Linked DNA regions of Mus musculus: region 2 is linked to region 1. A link is a loop called in an ENCODE intact Hi-C map of the cell type or tissue named here. Cell type or tissue: left cerebral cortex. All regions are shown on one strand.

Region 1 (8,000 bases):
AAGCTTCCCTGCGACACTGGGAGCCTAGGGGTTGATCTCCAGCACTGCAAACCTGGCACGGTGGCCCCAAGCTACAATTGCAACAGCAGAGGCAAGAATGTCAGAAGTTCAAGGCCGTGATCCTCCGCAATCTATGGAGTTCACCATCAGCCTGGGCCGCATGAGACACCATCTCAACAAAACAACACAATCTGCGAAGGAAAAATAAAACTTGGTGGTGGTGGTGGTGTGGCCAGTGTCAGGATGCTCTCTCCAGTTCAAGGCCTGTCTGGGTTCTTGCATTGCAAGACTCCAACTCCAACAATACCAACCTTAAGAAAAACAGTGCAGTGACGTAGTAGCCTTCTCCTTTAGTCCTTTATCAGTCTCTGGCTTGGACACTGCAGTGCTCGGGGCCCCGCCCCATCAGGTCTCCTCCCAGCTCACCACTTAACAGTTTGTTCAAGTCTCCATCAGGAAGGTAGCCACTGACTTCTGCCTATCGAGGAACAACAAACAGCACACTACAGAGTCAAAGGGCACTGAACCATGGCCAGAGCCCCTTTTAGGTATTAACTGGTTGGGGTGGGAAGGCGGCCTGACAGCCTGGCACCTTTGGGACTCCCATATTCAAGGAAGGAGCCGGGTAAAGAAAGGCCTTTCTAGCTCTGATGATCTGTGGTTCTGCGGTAAAAATCCAAAATATAATCCAATTAGCTGTGTTGCCTGTACTTTGTGATTGAGAATAATCGCAAAAAAACAATTACCATCATAAAAACATGCAGCTCTTTAACACATGGGAACCCAGATGATTCAAAAATCAGTTTGTTTGGAGTGTTGGGAAACAGCAGGGTTTGTGGTCTGAAGTCTTATGAAGTGCCTTCTAAAAATCATATTCACAATTTATAATAAACACAGTCCATGTAAGTACACAATTTTAAAAAGGGACTTTGACATTGTTACATTGTTCACTACAAATGCTCCGCCCATCCATGCTGTCAGAGAGGCACTACCCCAGTTTAGGGGACAGAGAGATTGACAGTCTGACCACTCAAAAGCTTTGGCTGTGTTGAGATTTTTCCAAATGTCTCCAAACCCACAATGGACACGGCATAGTTTTGGTGATGAGTGAATTCCATTGTCTCCTAATCCTATGAAAATTAATGGGAAAGTGTTAATTGTGCATCAATGCATGCTTAACATTAACCCAGGGATTTGATGAACCACAACTTTATGTTGCCCCTCATGCCATATTAACTTGGTTTATTGTAATAATTTAAAACAATAAGGATAATTGTATCCGTACTGTTTTAAATACTCCATAAATTGAATACAGCCTGAATCTGGCCAGCCTGGAATACGAAGTGTGCGATTCCCCCGGGAAGCTACAGTCACCAATCCTTTGGAGTTTACACTTTGCCAGGGGAGAAAGGGAACTTTTACCAAACACCTACTAAGTGTCAGAATCTGTGAGGCTCCTAGTTCCAAAAACTAGGGGTAAGGTGCTTTGTTATCTCCAAGACCTACCGCAGGTCTTGGGAGATAGAGAGCCATTTCACTCCTGGCGCTTACACTCTTTACAGAGGAAGCCCTAGTAACTTTAAACATAAATAAATTAGATAACGGATGAATGGTCGAGGGATTTTCTGAAATAAGCACCTATCTTAACCACCCTCGGGATACTCCCAAACTGCTACTCAATCTCCATGAACATTTGCTTTGAACCCCAATCATTTGACCTTGACCCCTACAAGCCCACTTTATTATATTTTCAAATCGCGGTCTGAGTAAGGCGCAAGCCCTGTCTGGTTGCTTCCTCGCCCCCTGTTATCTATCGCGTCAGTTTCTCAAAGTTCCGAAATAACCTTCGCGGGCACGGCTCCGTACCTCTGGCGGGGAAGGGCGGGGAGCCGTGCAGGACGTGCCAGTGTGGAGCGGGAGCCAGAGAACTTGCCGCGCGAAGGGAAAATAAAACTTGTGGCTGGTGTTCGTGCAGGAGGGTCTCCTCCATCCGCAAGCCCCCCAGATCCCGGGGTTCTCGAGGACTGCCCTGGGAGCGCAGGGTGTGGGTGTGCTCCCGGCGTCCTTGACCTAAATTTCCGCGCGGTGGCTGGAAACGGGGGCACAGAGGCAGGGAGGGCGGCGGGTGCCACCTCCGAATCGGGCGCAGGGCCCCAGGAACTTGAATGAATAGTCCGAACTAGGGGGGCCCGGGGGCGCTGCCGCCTCCCGGCCCAGCGAACAGCCCGGGCCGAGCTCCCCGCGCCTCCCCCTCCCCCACACCCAGCCCATGTGATCTGAGCCGACTCGGGGTGCGCTTCCCGTCTCCCCGCCTGCTTGGCGTGGCCAACCCCCCCACTCGAGTCGCGGGGCTCGCGCGCCGCCCCTGATGGGTCCCGCTGCCGCGGGGGGCCGAGCGTGTGCGCGCGCGGACAGGCGGGGGACCGAACGGGGTGCGTGACGTCACCGCATTGGTTACACGACGTTCTAGAACTCCGCCCCACGTGCGCGGGGAGGAGGGGGAGGAGGAGGAGGAGATGGGGGTGGGGAGGAGGAGGGGGAGAGGTGGGGATGGGCCGGGGGGGCGGGGACGGGGGGTGTGCGAGGCGGCGGGGCTGAGCTGAGCCGAGCCCACGTGTGACGGGCTCTCGCCGCTGGCCCGGCTCGGCGCTCGCGGAGCTTCGCAGCCGCCGGGCGGGGGGAGGAGGCGGGGGAGGAGGGACGGAGATCTGGGGCTCGGAGCCGGCCGCCGCTGCGCTCCGCTTCGCTGTGGGGCTCGGTGTGTCGGGGGTGGGGGGGCGGGGGGGCTCCGCTATGGAGGCAAATGGGAGCCCAGGCACCTCGGGCAGCGCCAACGACTCCCAGCACGACCCCGGGTAAGTTTCCAGCCGCTGCCCACCGCGCCGCCGCGGGCTCGTTCGGGGCTGTGCGGGCGACGGTGCGGAGCGGGGCATTCGCGCGCCCCCCGCGCCCCCGCGCGCACCCTTGGGGCACTCGCGCACCTTGGGGTGGCGTGGGGCCGCCACCTTCTCCCCCAGCCCACCTCCAGGCTCGCGCTCGCCCGCTCCCCCCCAGCTTTCCTTTTAGCTTTTGTAAGTTACACGTCAAAATGGCCGATCTGACATCGGTGCTCACTTCGGTTATGTTTTCTCCCTCTAGTAAAATGTTTATCGGTGGACTGAGCTGGCAGACCTCACCAGGTAAGGGAGGGAGGGGGGGACGCCTGGGTCCCCCCCTTCTTGGCTTCTTTATTGCTCTTTGTTATCCCAGTGTAAGAGCCCCCCCACCCCGCCATTGGCTCCCCACTTCTCCTGTGCAAGGTTATTTTTTTAAATAGCAAATCCTTTCCGAGCCCTCTACGCGACCTCTGTTGCTGAATTTCCCCCTCGTGTGCAAAAATATTGCAAAAACAAAACAGAATAACAACAGAAAACTACTTTTGCTTTTTGTCCTTGATCAAAAAATTGCATTGCTCCCCCCTCCACACCTTCTCCCACCCCCCCATCTCTCTCTCTCTCCCTCTCTCTCTACAGATAGCCTTAGAGACTATTTTAGCAAATTTGGAGAAATTAGAGAATGTATGGTCATGAGAGATCCCACAACGAAACGCTCCAGGTAACGCATTCCCTTCTCGATTTTGCCTTTATTTTAGAACAAAGTTTTAGTTTTATTTTTGGAGGTGTCTTCGGAAGTAGCTAAGCGGATTTAGAATGGGGCTCAGGCGCGTGGCTGGTTGGAACGTCGCTCCCCCCCCCCATAACCCCAAAGGTTATTGTTAATTAGGGCCGAACTCTGGATTCAGAGACGCCCATCTCTCCCGCTTGAAGTCATTTTCCTGTCGCTTCTTGTTCTCTTGTTTAAAATGACATTCAGTTCACCCACTTTCCACATAGTTTTTTTTTTTTTTTTAATTTAAAAATTTGAATGTATGCCTTCTGCACACTCCCAAACTCTGAAGTCCCCTCTTTGGGAGGTGAATGAATATCTTAGTGTCCGTTTTCCTTCGGAATAAAACAAAGCCTTAAGAAAGGGAAGAGGAGGAGAGGAAACTGAGGCGGCCAGAGTGGAGACACCAGCATTTTCCAAGTTACCTCCAGCCGCCCTGCCCCCTCGTCCCGCTTCCCCCACTAACCTTGGTATTTTTACCTCTTGAGGCAGAGGGCTGTGGGTTAGAGGAGAATAGAGGGAGCTGGTGGGGATGGGGGGTGCGTGGGGGCAACATTCGCATCCTAGTCTACATATAGGGTCTCCTTGTTGCGCTCAGTAGTGTCACATTTTGTTTGTTTTTCTCCCTCTTTGTCTCCTTCCAGAGGCTTCGGTTTCGTCACCTTCGCAGACCCAGCAAGTGTAGATAAAGTATTAGGTCAGCCCCACCATGAGTTAGATTCCAAGACGGTAGGTTGCTTTTTTTTTTTTTTTCTAAATAGTTGTTGTTTGCCCCTTTTCAGTACCGGTCTGGGCATTGACAGCCCTGTTTAAAGGGACAGCGCCTTCTTTTGCTTCTGTGCTAGAACTGGGTACTTTTAAACAGCTAGCGAGTTGGCTCAGAAGTTTGCTGCGGTGGCTGGTTTTGGGGGTTTCCTTTTTAGTGTCTGTCCCATTGCAGCTTCAGACGCTGCCAAGCCAAGGTTGGGGGGAGGGGGGTCGGCTCCCTGAGAGGGCAGCCTCCCGCCAAGGGACCTTGCAAAGAAACTCCAATGCAGAGTAAATGGAACTTTCTTTGTCAGCCGAGCACAGCCTGTGGCATTGGGATTGGCTTGTAGAAGGAAGGCACAGCCTGCTTCCTGGCGGAGGAGGCAGGGGTGGGGCCAATGGGAGGGGGCGCTCATCTTAGGTCCAGGCAACAGGTTTCACTGGGACTCCTAGTGATTTGAGCTGTGGTTTGAGAAAGGAAGAGAGATACAGGCAGAGGCAATTGGGCATCCAGTGGGTTTACTCCAGATGGCAAATTGAAAGCTGATAAACCTTGGATTTCAAAGTGAATCTCCCCCCCCCCCCTTTCTCAGGTCTTTCATTTGTGTGTGGGTACTTTTACAGCATTTGAAGTTTTTAAAATTCAGAGTTTAGAGGCGAAAGTCCTTACGTGGAGGTCAGAGAGAATAAGGGGCGGGGGGGGGGGGATGTCAGTCTGGAATAATAAATGCAATGATGGGGAGTTCCCTATGGTTTGCTTAGCTCCTGGGCTGGCTTCCTGCCTCTCCTCCTTTCCCCGTTTGCTTACCAGAATTTCACCGGGATTTTTAAAAAAATATATTTATTTATTTATTTGTACCCCTGCTTAAGGCGGAGGCCTCAAGGTGATATGTGGCTTTGGCTGGCTGCATAGGATGCTTCTGTTCTGGTGCGAGCTTTTGAGGGTGAGGCAGCTGCCCACTGTAAACTTGACCCTCAGTCCCCTGTTCTGTCAAGTCAGCAGAAAGCAAGGGTCTTCCAAGCCCTTTCGACTTTTTAACTCTTGAGTGGAGGAAAAGAGAGCAGGGTAACCTTTGGCGCACTTGAATTGATTTTGCAAACTCACCCTCTTGTTTATGATCAAGGAGGTCAGGTGTTGACCTTACCCCCCAAGAAAAGACCTCAGGCGCTTAAGGCACTTTTTAATTGTCCTAGACATGTCAGAGCTTGCAGCCTAGCCTGTTCGTGCTGTCAGATCATTTAATATCAGGAACGATCATTCGTAAGGTGATAAGGAATGTCTGAACAGTTTATTATTACTATTTTTTTTCTCCCTTGACTTCTTCGCTTAGCCGCTTAAGCTTTCGCAGGAAAAATTCAAAGCTGATCTGTCTGGCTCATCCACACCTTTTGCCTGGGTGGGAGACCTGGAGTTTTGAATTAAAGGGTGCTGGCTGGTCAGATCTTTCCCTATCCTCACTGCTGGGCCTTGGGCTTCTCCACCCTTGTTTTGTAGACATGTTTTGGTTGCTGTTACTTAGTATAACCTAGCTTTTGACTTTGTTTCAACGTTCAGTGCAGGAGGCAGAGCAGAAGCGGTTGGTTTATTGACATGGAAAGGAGGATCTTGTTTACTGTGCCCTTAAAAGCTTTGTTTAGGTAAAGGCCATTCGCATCCAAAATAGTACCCTAGTGTTTTCTAGAGGACTCTAGAGCCAGTACTAGCGCTGTACCTAAGTAACTAATGTTTTAATTTTGGGTAGTATCTCTCTCTCTCTCTCTCTCTCTCTCTCTCTCTCTCTCTCTCTCTCTCTCTCTCTCTCTCTCGTTGACTAGGATGTGCAAAAGGTTGGGATTTGCCTTCTTGCCTTGCCACTTCCTAGGCCTTGGAGGTCTCAGTGTGGAAAACTTTGCACGTGGGAGAGCCCTGATCTCAGGGTACATTCTGATGTCACCACCACACACATACAGTGCAGTCTCAAATTGGCGTTTGGTTTTGTAATTTTACTTTTTTTTTTTTTTTAATCTTAGTACTTTATTTTCTTCCCTGTACTTTTCTCACCCCCCCCCCAAGCCATTCCCTGGTTTGTACCTCATCTATTGCCACACAAACAGGGTGACTTCCACTGCACCTGTGTGTTGGTCAGATCAATGCAAGCCTTGGGAGGGCGTCTTTTTTTTTTTTTTTTTTAAACCGAACAAAGACAAGCATCTGTCTTGGTTTTGGCGACAGAATGGAAATCCACACCTGTTGTATTTCTTTTGTAGAGAAACTCTAGTCAGTGCTGGGCACACCTGTAGACGCAGTAATATTAATCTTTACGAAAGGGTAGTTTCCTAGATCCAAGATTTCGGTCTGTTTTAGTTTTTGCAAGGTAATCTCTCATTTCTCAGGTAATGCTTAAAGGTAGAAAACACAGGCAGATTTTTAGGTCTTGAAGCTGCATTAATAAAAGTGAGTTTATTTTTGTTTTATGGGCTGGGGCTCTAGGGGACCCGGGGATTACGGATTGGGAGGGGGCTGCGTATATTCACCCCCTTTGAGTTTTTCTCAAAGCATGATTATTACATATTATTTTCTCCGGTGACAGATTTACTCATTAAAGGGGAAACTCTAACATAAAAGCCAGAGCTCATAAATAGATAACTTGTAGCAGTACCTACACCATTGTCCATGTTAACCTATACTTGAAGATTGGTGATGTTTGGAAATCTAATGGAAACGGGGGCAATGGAAATTTTTTAAATTCCTCCCTGTTTTCTATCTTGGCGGTAACTTTTTTCCCCTCGCATCAGCTGTTACACTCAAATGCTTCTGTGGGGATTGTAAAGCCAGTCAGTCAGTCACTGACCGAGAATCATGTGTTCTGCAAGCAAGCGGCTGATGGGGGGGGAGGGCTTTTTCCGTTGGGGTGGAGGTGGGGAAGGGGAATACTCGAGTTAATGCATTAGATTCACACTTCTGTCCAGTCGTTCTCTTTTTAACTCTCCTACGATGCCCTTTCTAATTTGGACTTTGAGTTGTTCATTTAAGCAGTTTTACCCTTGTGGGTTTTTCGTTTGTTTGTTTGTTTGTTGTTGTTGTTTTTAAAATCCATGTTGATTAATTCATATATGCACCTTTCTTTCCCCTTTTACAACAATTAAAAAAAAAAAAGAAACAAGTCAGCTTGTCATTGATATCTGCATTCTCTGAAATTAACCAATAGGCAAATGCAATTTTTTTTGTTGTGTTTTTTGCTTTTGTTTTTTTTTTTTGTTTTTTTGAGTCAGGGTCTCTCTGTAGCCCAGGCTACCCTAGAATTCAGCTATGGTGACCCAGAGGGACTTCCATCTCAATGATCCTCCTTAAGCTTCAGAAGTGTAGGGGTTACAGGTGTGAGCCATCATGCCTGGCTGTAAAAGACCTTTTAAATCATCCTGAGTGATTTTTATTTTGCTAACACCAGTCAATTAAACTGAGATGAGTATTGTATTTTATAACTGGAGAGTTTTTAGATATTGTTGACTTTTGATTTTATTTATTTATTTATTTATTTATCTATTTATTTATTTATGGGATCCCCTTACCCCTGCTTTGCCAGGGAGAAGAGACAATGAGAATCACTACGGCTGGAAAAACATTTAAT
Region 2 (8,000 bases), 130 kb after region 1:
TTGAGCCAGAATGGCCCATTCTGCTGCTGTGTCTGGACTTCCTCCATCTTACTATGGCCTCTGTGCAGAGTGTGCTAAACTTCGGGTCTCTGTCACCATCTTTTACTGGCCCTTTCCCTTTTCCACCTTGCCTAAGGTGACAGCTGGTCCAGCTGTTTGTTTCAGGGGCATGGCTGCTATCAAAGGGGCTGAACTAAGGGGTCGCTTAACTATGTCATTGCTGTGAATGGCTTGGGTACACAGGACACACAGCTTTAAATAACTCAGACTGGAGGCTTCGCTACCCTTTTTGTTTTTTCCCCACTTTCCTCGAAGAAGATTTAACCCCCTCCCTCCTCCCCAAGTTAGAAATGCTGAGGCTTGTTTCTATCAAATGTGATCATGGAATGAAGCCTCCAGCACAGGACTCAGCAGACTTAGATGGCTGTCACTCCCCACTCGGTGGCTGTTTCTAGTGCCTTCTGTGGAGAGTGGCAAGGTAGGCAGTATTCCAAGGTCTCTGGGATGAGCCTGACCACAGGATGGCCTCTAGCAATATAGTGACAGACTTTGGTTCTAGCCTCAGTTTCCCTTCTGGGGAACCTGTTGACGGATTTGTGAAGGCTGGTAGATTGCTTTACAACCCATATGGTCTCTATTGTAGCTTCTGCTATTGTAGGGTGAAAACAACTGCAGCCCATATATAAACAGATGGCTGTGCTTGTGTTCCAATAAAACTTTATAAAAACAAACAAAGAGCCAGATTTGGCCTGTGTGTCTCATTGACCCCTGAACGGAATTATTTCCAAGGCTGGTCTTTAAGTGGAAAAAGTCCTGTAGAGAGTGTTTAAATAGAAGTAGATAGAATATAACCCGAGGTATTTATAGACTAACCAAACAATACATTGCTCACAGTAGCAAGCGTGGTATATAGTAAGCAAAACAGTTGTCACCACATTACAGTTTATTTCTGGGACTCGTGATGCAGGGATAGTGCGTCTTGATTGGAGACTGCATTCTTTATTTGGAAAAGGGCACTATTTATAAGCTAGAATTGTCGTCCTATGAGTAAGGCCCAGAAAAACTGAATAAGTTACTTTCAGTCTTCCTGTCCCAGGCGGGGTCTGAATGATCCAAACTCATGACGTTCAAACCTTCATCTTAAGATGGTTTTACGGTGTGTTGATGTTTCTGATTTACAGTTACATGTGTTTGGTGCTGAGCTCTTAAATACATTTTAAAATGTGCTTTCAAAGATGTCAAGTTAGACACATGGCATCTCCAGGATGGATGTGGATGGTGGGAAAGAAGTTGTCCAAGCTCACACAGCCAGGCTGGGTAGAGCCAGGATAGGCCCTTGTGGCACGAGCTAGGCTCTCTGTGCTCTTGATAAAACCCTGTCTGCTCCTTGGGCAGTCAGCAGACTCTCATGCACAGGGAACAGGGCTTATTCATTTGTCAAAACCCACTCATCTCCAGTAATTTATTTAACTGCCTTGGTTTTTTGGTGGACATTATCTGTGTTTGTGATTTCATACATAACAGCAATGATGTATATAGACCATTCCAAAAGCTGGCAGATGACTGATGCTCTGATATGCTGGAGCAGAACGACTCCAAAGAGCCTATCTCTTAACAAAGTGCCCTGGGCTGCAGAAGCCCTCCTCCTCCTCCTCCTTCTCCTCCTCCTCCTCCTCCTCCTCTTCTTCCTCCTCTCCCACTCCCCTTTGGGCCCCTTCTTCAAGTTTCATTCTCATACTTACATTCATGATAGAAATTTGATCAAAGAGGACTGGAAGCAGAGTTGACCCCTCTGCCTTGTGCTGGATGGAGAAGAAAGTTTCCCACTTCTCAGCTGCTCCCGGGGCGAGGCGCCAGGGCAGCTCCAGTGGCCAGCTCTGCTCCCCTCGGCTCCCTAGGTGATGCTGACTTCACAGTACTCCAGTGAGAGCCATGGAGGCTTCCAATTATACTTCACATGGCGAGCTGTGTAATTAGTTTGGAAGACTTATGCTTAGTCATTGGTTTATCCTAATCGGCTTTGGCTTTTCCCAACAACAAAGTGAGCTCATTTTGCTGAGCTGAACCGACTCTGCACCCTTTGTCTTGGTGTCCATTGTCTCTCTCCTTTCATTCTGTCTTACTGCCAGCGTTCTGTTTCATTAGGCCGGCAAGTCATTTCCAATCCAGTGGGCTGCTACAATCCAGCCTTTTATCACCCGCTGCCCTGGTTCCCATGTCCCCTCTGGGCCTGGGCCTGAGTCTGTGGCTTGATATGAGGGCCTTAACCCCTTCGTGGGCTAGCTGGTGGTGGTGATGGTGAGGGGCAAAGACAGCAAGGAAGGATAGGGTCTGGGAAGTTATAACTTCCTGGCTTCCAGGGAAGGGAGCTCTCTGGGAAGATCGTGGGTGGGTGGAGTGCTCTTAGCACCTTCTGTAGGAGCTGGGCTGTGTGAGGGGCTGAGAAAGTTAGCTAAGGCTCCAAAGAGTGATTGGTGTTTGAAAACTTCATAGGAAAAACAGTTGGAAACCAGAATGAACTGGCTTTTTCACATAGGAATCCCTCCTTTAGTCCACTGATGTGGGGGCTCTGGGAGTGCATATTTTGAGAGTGAAAACCTGGTGCCTGCTTTTTAGCCCCAGGCTGTAGTAGGTATATGGAGGTGTGGCTGTGGCCTCTGTTTGGATTCCTTTTGATTCAGAAAGTGTGAGGAAAGTCTTACCTAGAAGGAAAAACAAAACAAAACAAAACCCCTGGCATAAAGCCTTTGAAATTGGAAAAGCAAGGGATTTGTGAGAAATAAAGAGGCAAGTTACCATATTCCTGAAAGTGGACTGTGATCCTGGGATAGATTTTTTTTTTTTTATCACTTCCAAATGTGTGGCACAGATAAACAGCTCTGTACAGTGTGTGATTCTCTCAGAAGTAGCCTGGAAAACAAAAATCTGTGTGTGTCCTTTGTGGCTGTCTCTGCTCCCACGGGGCCTTCATCCTCTGAAGTGGTTTGCGCAGGTGGGCTGGCAGGAGGGAAGGGGGCCTCCTTGCTCATCTGCTTGGCATCTTCCAGAGCCCGGAGTGTTCCTTAGACTTGTAAGTGGGGCCAGGAAGACTCATTCCCTCAGTTCATGATCCTGAGATAGCCAGATGCAAAGCCAACCTTGTCCCCACGTCATTCCTGTCCTCTGTCTGGTTTGTGTTAATCCCTCCTTTCAGAAGCATATCTTATGGAGAAGAGGACAGGGGACAGGGGACAGCAAAGTGCTGCCTCATTTCCCACATTCCCCGTTTAGGCCCAGGTGGCAGACAGCATCACCACCAGTTAACAAGATCGCTATGCTGGCTGTAAATCCTCCCTGTGCTTGTGTCTTGTGTCTTCCTGCTCGCGTCAGCCTCCCAACCTTGTTTCTGCTCTGGCCAGTGGAGTTAGAAATAGATTCAGCTCCCTAGCCTCGCTTCTCCTAAATCTTCATGTTTTTGCTTCAAACAAGAATTCCTAAAATAGACAGAAGGTTTCCAGGAAGGCGTCCCATTTCCCTCTTAGTGTACAAAATATAGCCAGCTGTTAGGCAAAGGCATCAGACATTATTATTGTACCGTTAACAGTGTTTTAAAATATACAAATAGAAAAATATCCCCATGCCTTCTGGGTTCCAAGCTGGGCAAACTTTGAGATTATGTTAATCAAATGCCACGTTCATTTGCATACGAGGTATGCACTGGGCCTCACCCTTTGCTGCTTTCCTCTGTGGCCCTGCAGGGTTCAGCTTTAGTTCATTTGAAAGAAGGCAGGACCAGGGAGCTCCTGGCAGCAAAGGAGTTAAAGAGGCCTGTGGTGGGGATGGGAGCGAACGAACTGGAAGTACTTCCAGGGGGCTCACCTTCCCAGAGTCCTCCCGGAGGCCTCTGAAGAGGTCACTTACAAAGGAGTTGTTAGCATGAGAAAGGAAAGCTTTCTCTCCCAAGATGGTTTTCAGTGGGAACTGAAAAAGCACCAGAAATCATGGCCCAGGCTTGTGCCAGTGGGTGCAAGGGGTGGTTCTTCAGGGAGAGAAAGCACAGTTCATTTAGACTTGGCATAGACATCCGACCCGATTATTCTGTGGAGTGAGCATTGATATGGAGATTCTGCCCCACCCCCACCCCATCAATAGGACACCCATTACGTGGGTCATGTATGCTTTTCTTTTTCTTCCCCTTTCTTCTCCTTTTCCCCCTTCCTTTGTCCTCGTAGGAATAGCCTGTGTAGAATGGCCCGGTTTGTCAAGTTTCTGCCCTGTAAGTTTTTACAGTTCTGCATTTTGAGACTCCCCATATCTGTGACTTAGTCCCTAAGTGGGCTGCCAATAGGTGCTTTATTTACATTCGAAGCCACAGTAGAGAAAAGACCCAGGAATAAAACGTTAACAGGCAGGAAGAGGCAGGAGCCTAGCGTTTCTGACTGTTGCTAACCTCACTGCTGCCTTTAAAGCCAATCACGAGGCTCGCGGCTGATATTTAATAGCTTTGAGCTGATTATTTTTTCTTCTCCTCCTCTTTCTTTTCTCTCCAAGTTGACCTGGGTGTACTTGAGCGGAAATGAAGTCATCCAAATGCTGAATTAGAATAGTCACAGTCCCCTAAGAATGAAATGGAAGCAGAGATTAAATGGTGGAGGGAAAGCAGGCATTAATGAACACCGAGGGAAACTTTGCATAAAATAAATAGGAGCTTGAGCATGTCCCCGCCGCTTCTGTTTCTCCCTCGGTTTGTGTTGTCTTTTTGGTGTATCGCTGATGGCAAAGAGGGATCTGAAAGGTCACATACTCTCTGCCACCTAGGCGACAGCGCTCTCTTCTTTGTGGGATGCGTTTTCTTCTGTGATGGGGGAACCTGGATGGAGGGTCTGTTGTTGTGGAGGGCTGGCCATTACTTGTTGCAGCTGGAGTGGGTGGAGACAGATGGAAGAGAGGAAAGGGTGGGAGGCAGCACAGGGCCGGTGAGCCAGCCATCCTGATACTGTTTGTAACAGACAGATTCCTGCTTGTAGGGACTTGTTCCCACAAACCTGGGCTGGCCAAAGGTAGAGTGACCAGTTGTAACTGTTTACCTAGGACTGGAGCTCAGATCCTAGGAGTAAAGGAACCGTCAGAGCGGTCACAGCCTGAAGCTTCCCCCCCACCCCCACCCCCGTGTCCTGGGATTCTCTTTCACACCTGTTCACAGTGTACCTTCTCGATTTATTCCGGCAGCCGTGGGGGAGAGTTAGCACAAGACCTGTATGAACCAGGCTGGAAATTGTTCAATGAGAGAGTGGTCCGGGGAAGACAGGAAGAACAGGCAGTGGTGGTTTGGAGTGCAGCGACCTTTTGGACTCCTGTTTGGCTCCTGCTTGGGGATTATTTCTGTGACCACTGGAAATAATAATAATAATAATAATGAAAAAATTCTGCCCTAGCTCAGTGAAAAGTGAGCCGCTTGTAGTTAGAGAGCAGAGTGAGGATTTAATTAGATTTAAAAGCCCAGCAGAGCCTTGTTTACAGGAAGTGGTTTTAGGTGGTCTGCTGTAGAAGATGCAATTTCTGCAAGTGGATTACTTATAATGAGAGATTTTTGGTTGCTGAGGTCGCTAACGGCCTTTTATAATTGGAGGCAGAGGTAAATATTTTCTGACTTGCTTATGGCGTGTTAGCATTCAAAGAAACAATTTAAGGTGCTGTTCACTAAAGGAAAAATAAATGAGACTGTGGACTGCTCAGAGGCAGGCTTCCTGACTGTGTTTCCAGCTTTCTTCTGGACCGTCAGAAGGACTCGGAAGGCCTCAGGGAGAGGATGTGCTGCGGGCCTTCCAAGGCTTGGAACAATTAATTTTTTTTTTATATTTTATCTTTTACAAAAACATTCTTTTAAAAAAACTAGTAAACAAAAGAGGGGATGATTAACAATGTAGTCGCTCCATCTTAGCTGACATTACGTTCAGATTCCGGAATTCCTGTCATGTCTGCCCCTAACCCTTACTTGCCTGTCAGTTGTCCCAGTGCCATAGGATTGGCTCCTGTTTTAAACTGCTGGGGAGAGATTGGGAGAGGGTAAGTGATCGGTTCAGAGCTGATCAGCCAGACAGAAGGCTCAAGCTTCACACCCCAATCTTCTAGTGAGAAGACATGGGGTTTGGCTTCATGTGAGATACTCACGGTGAAGGATAGCCATCTGGACTGTCTTCCAGTAAATACCCCCTCACACTACTCTTTAGATGAGAACTTTAGTCCAGGCTGGCCCCAAACTCCCTGTGTTGTCATGAAGAACCTCAAACTTGTGATCCTTCTGCCTCTACTTCTAAATGCTGGCATTTTTGGCTATATACCACCACACTTGGTTCTGTGTCATGCTGGGGTTTGAACTCAGGACCTTGGACATGCTAGACAAGCACTCTGCCGCTGATCTACAGCTTAGGTCAGCTAACCATTACTTTATAACTATTTGTAAAATTTGTTATATAGGCCAGGTGGTGCTAGTACACGCCTTTCATCCCAGCACTCAGGAAGCAGAAGCAGGCGGATCTCTGTGAGTTCAAGGCCAGCCTGATCTACAGACCAAGTTCCAGGACAACCAGGGCTATACAGAGAAAAACCCTGTTTTGAAAAGCAACAGAACAACAGAAAACTTGTTATATAGAATAAATATCGTTATATAGAGTAAATATTATGGCATAGAAGGCCACAAGTTGTGTGGTTCTTGTTGAAAAATAGTCTTTGGTTTGTTTGAAAATAGTTCCTGGCCATGTTTACCTCCATTTCTGGTCACAGGAGTCTGCCTTTCCCATATCTGACCTTGAGGATGAAATACTGGTATTAATAAAGTTATTCTATAAAGTGCCAGATAATTAGTTTTAGTTTTGTACCCAGTGTGGTCTTTAAGGCCATTTGTCATCCTACCAAACAGGAGACAAAGACAATATGAAAATATGTGTCTGTGGCTTTGCCTTAATAAAACTTTATTTATAGAAACCAGGAGACAGCCTGGTTGTCCCACAGGCAGTAGTAGCTCACCATCACACAGGCTTAGAATGTTGCCTCATTCATAGAAGGCTTTTTTTTTCTCTCTCTACACTTGAATGATTCAAATTCAGCTCACTTACTAAGTCATTTCACTCTTCTGGCCTCTTTCTTTATCTGCAATAACCGTCCATAGCATACACATGTATAGCATTTATACATACATAAGATGGCCATGAGATTAAATGAGCACCTGCATTTGTAGTTCTTAGCATCCTGACAAAAATAAAGCTGGTGCTTAATAAACACTAGAAACGTGGATTGCAGTTACTTTCTACCCTTGAGATCCAAGTCCTCTCAGTCTGTAGAATTGCCTCCCTAGTCTTTTAGAGCAGTAGGCTTGCCAGCCTACTCATGCATGTGTGTGTGTGCGCTCTCGCAGACATACACACACACACAATTTCATCTGTCCTTTGGGCGATCTTAACTCTTTAGTTCTTTCACCAGACCTGGAGACAAACACAGACTGAGAAGTTCTCCCGGATCCTCACGACACACAGATGACATCCTATAAGTCTTGATGTGGCGTACCCTGCGTTCAGTCCAGCCACTTCTGTGCTTCTAGTTCTTGAAAGAGACCTTCAGGTGGCTCTGCCTTTCGTGGAGAGCACAGGGTTTGTCGTGGGCCAAGGAGGAATTGTTATAGTTGGATCCTGTTGGATGGACTCTTGTAACTTTTTTGAATAATTGAGCCTTTTGTAGGGAGGTAAAGAATATCATCTGGAAATCATCCCAGGAATACTTAGCTGATGTTTATTAAAATACATTTAAATATATTGATCCACTAATGTGTTTATTGCGTTTATTTGGCCCCATGGGAGAGCTTTTCACATCCTTGCTAAGTCTTCTTTCTTTTCCCTGCACATATGATTCTCATAAGCTTAGTTTTCTGGCTTTCCTTGAATTTACAGCAAATATTAAGGGATGGGAAGATGTTAGTAAACTCAGTGTAAAGTGGGAGGGAGCAAGCCCTATAAAGACAAAGGGCC

Evidence for each region. Peaks named below come from ENCODE experiments on the same cell type or tissue, not always from the same donor. Only the 100,000 strongest peaks of a DNase experiment are listed, where the experiment ranks them.
Region 2: a loop joins it to region 1, with 2.5 times the contacts of the local background. A loop is called at or near these places in 4 of 42 quality-filtered maps.

Annotation. Positions count from the first base shown.
Region 1 is chr11:88,712,884-88,720,883 of GRCm38, reverse strand. It overlaps Msi2 (musashi RNA-binding protein 2), which reads left to right and starts at 2,655. Exons shown (of 14, transcript NM_054043.3): 1 at 2,655-2,855; 2 at 3,139-3,179; 3 at 3,513-3,594; 4 at 4,290-4,374. The coding sequence starts at 2,794. C030037D09Rik (RIKEN cDNA C030037D09 gene) reads right to left here and starts at 2,241. Exons shown (of 4, transcript NR_038058.1): 1 at 1,867-2,241; 2 at 312-478. In left cerebral cortex, no CTCF peak of the experiment used is centred here; DNase peaks (open chromatin) are centred at 1,914, 2,369, 3,628 and 4,610; H3K4me3 peaks cover 4,229 bases; H3K27ac peaks cover 3,302 bases.
Region 2 is chr11:88,579,431-88,587,430 of GRCm38, reverse strand. The region is part of intron 6 of Msi2 (musashi RNA-binding protein 2); the gene reads left to right. Among named protein-coding and RNA genes, the nearest start is that of 0610039H22Rik, 36 kb to the left of the region's middle. In left cerebral cortex, no CTCF peak of the experiment used is centred here; DNase peaks (open chromatin) are centred at 2,083, 3,432, 3,915, 4,414 and 1 more place; H3K27ac peaks cover 5,995 bases.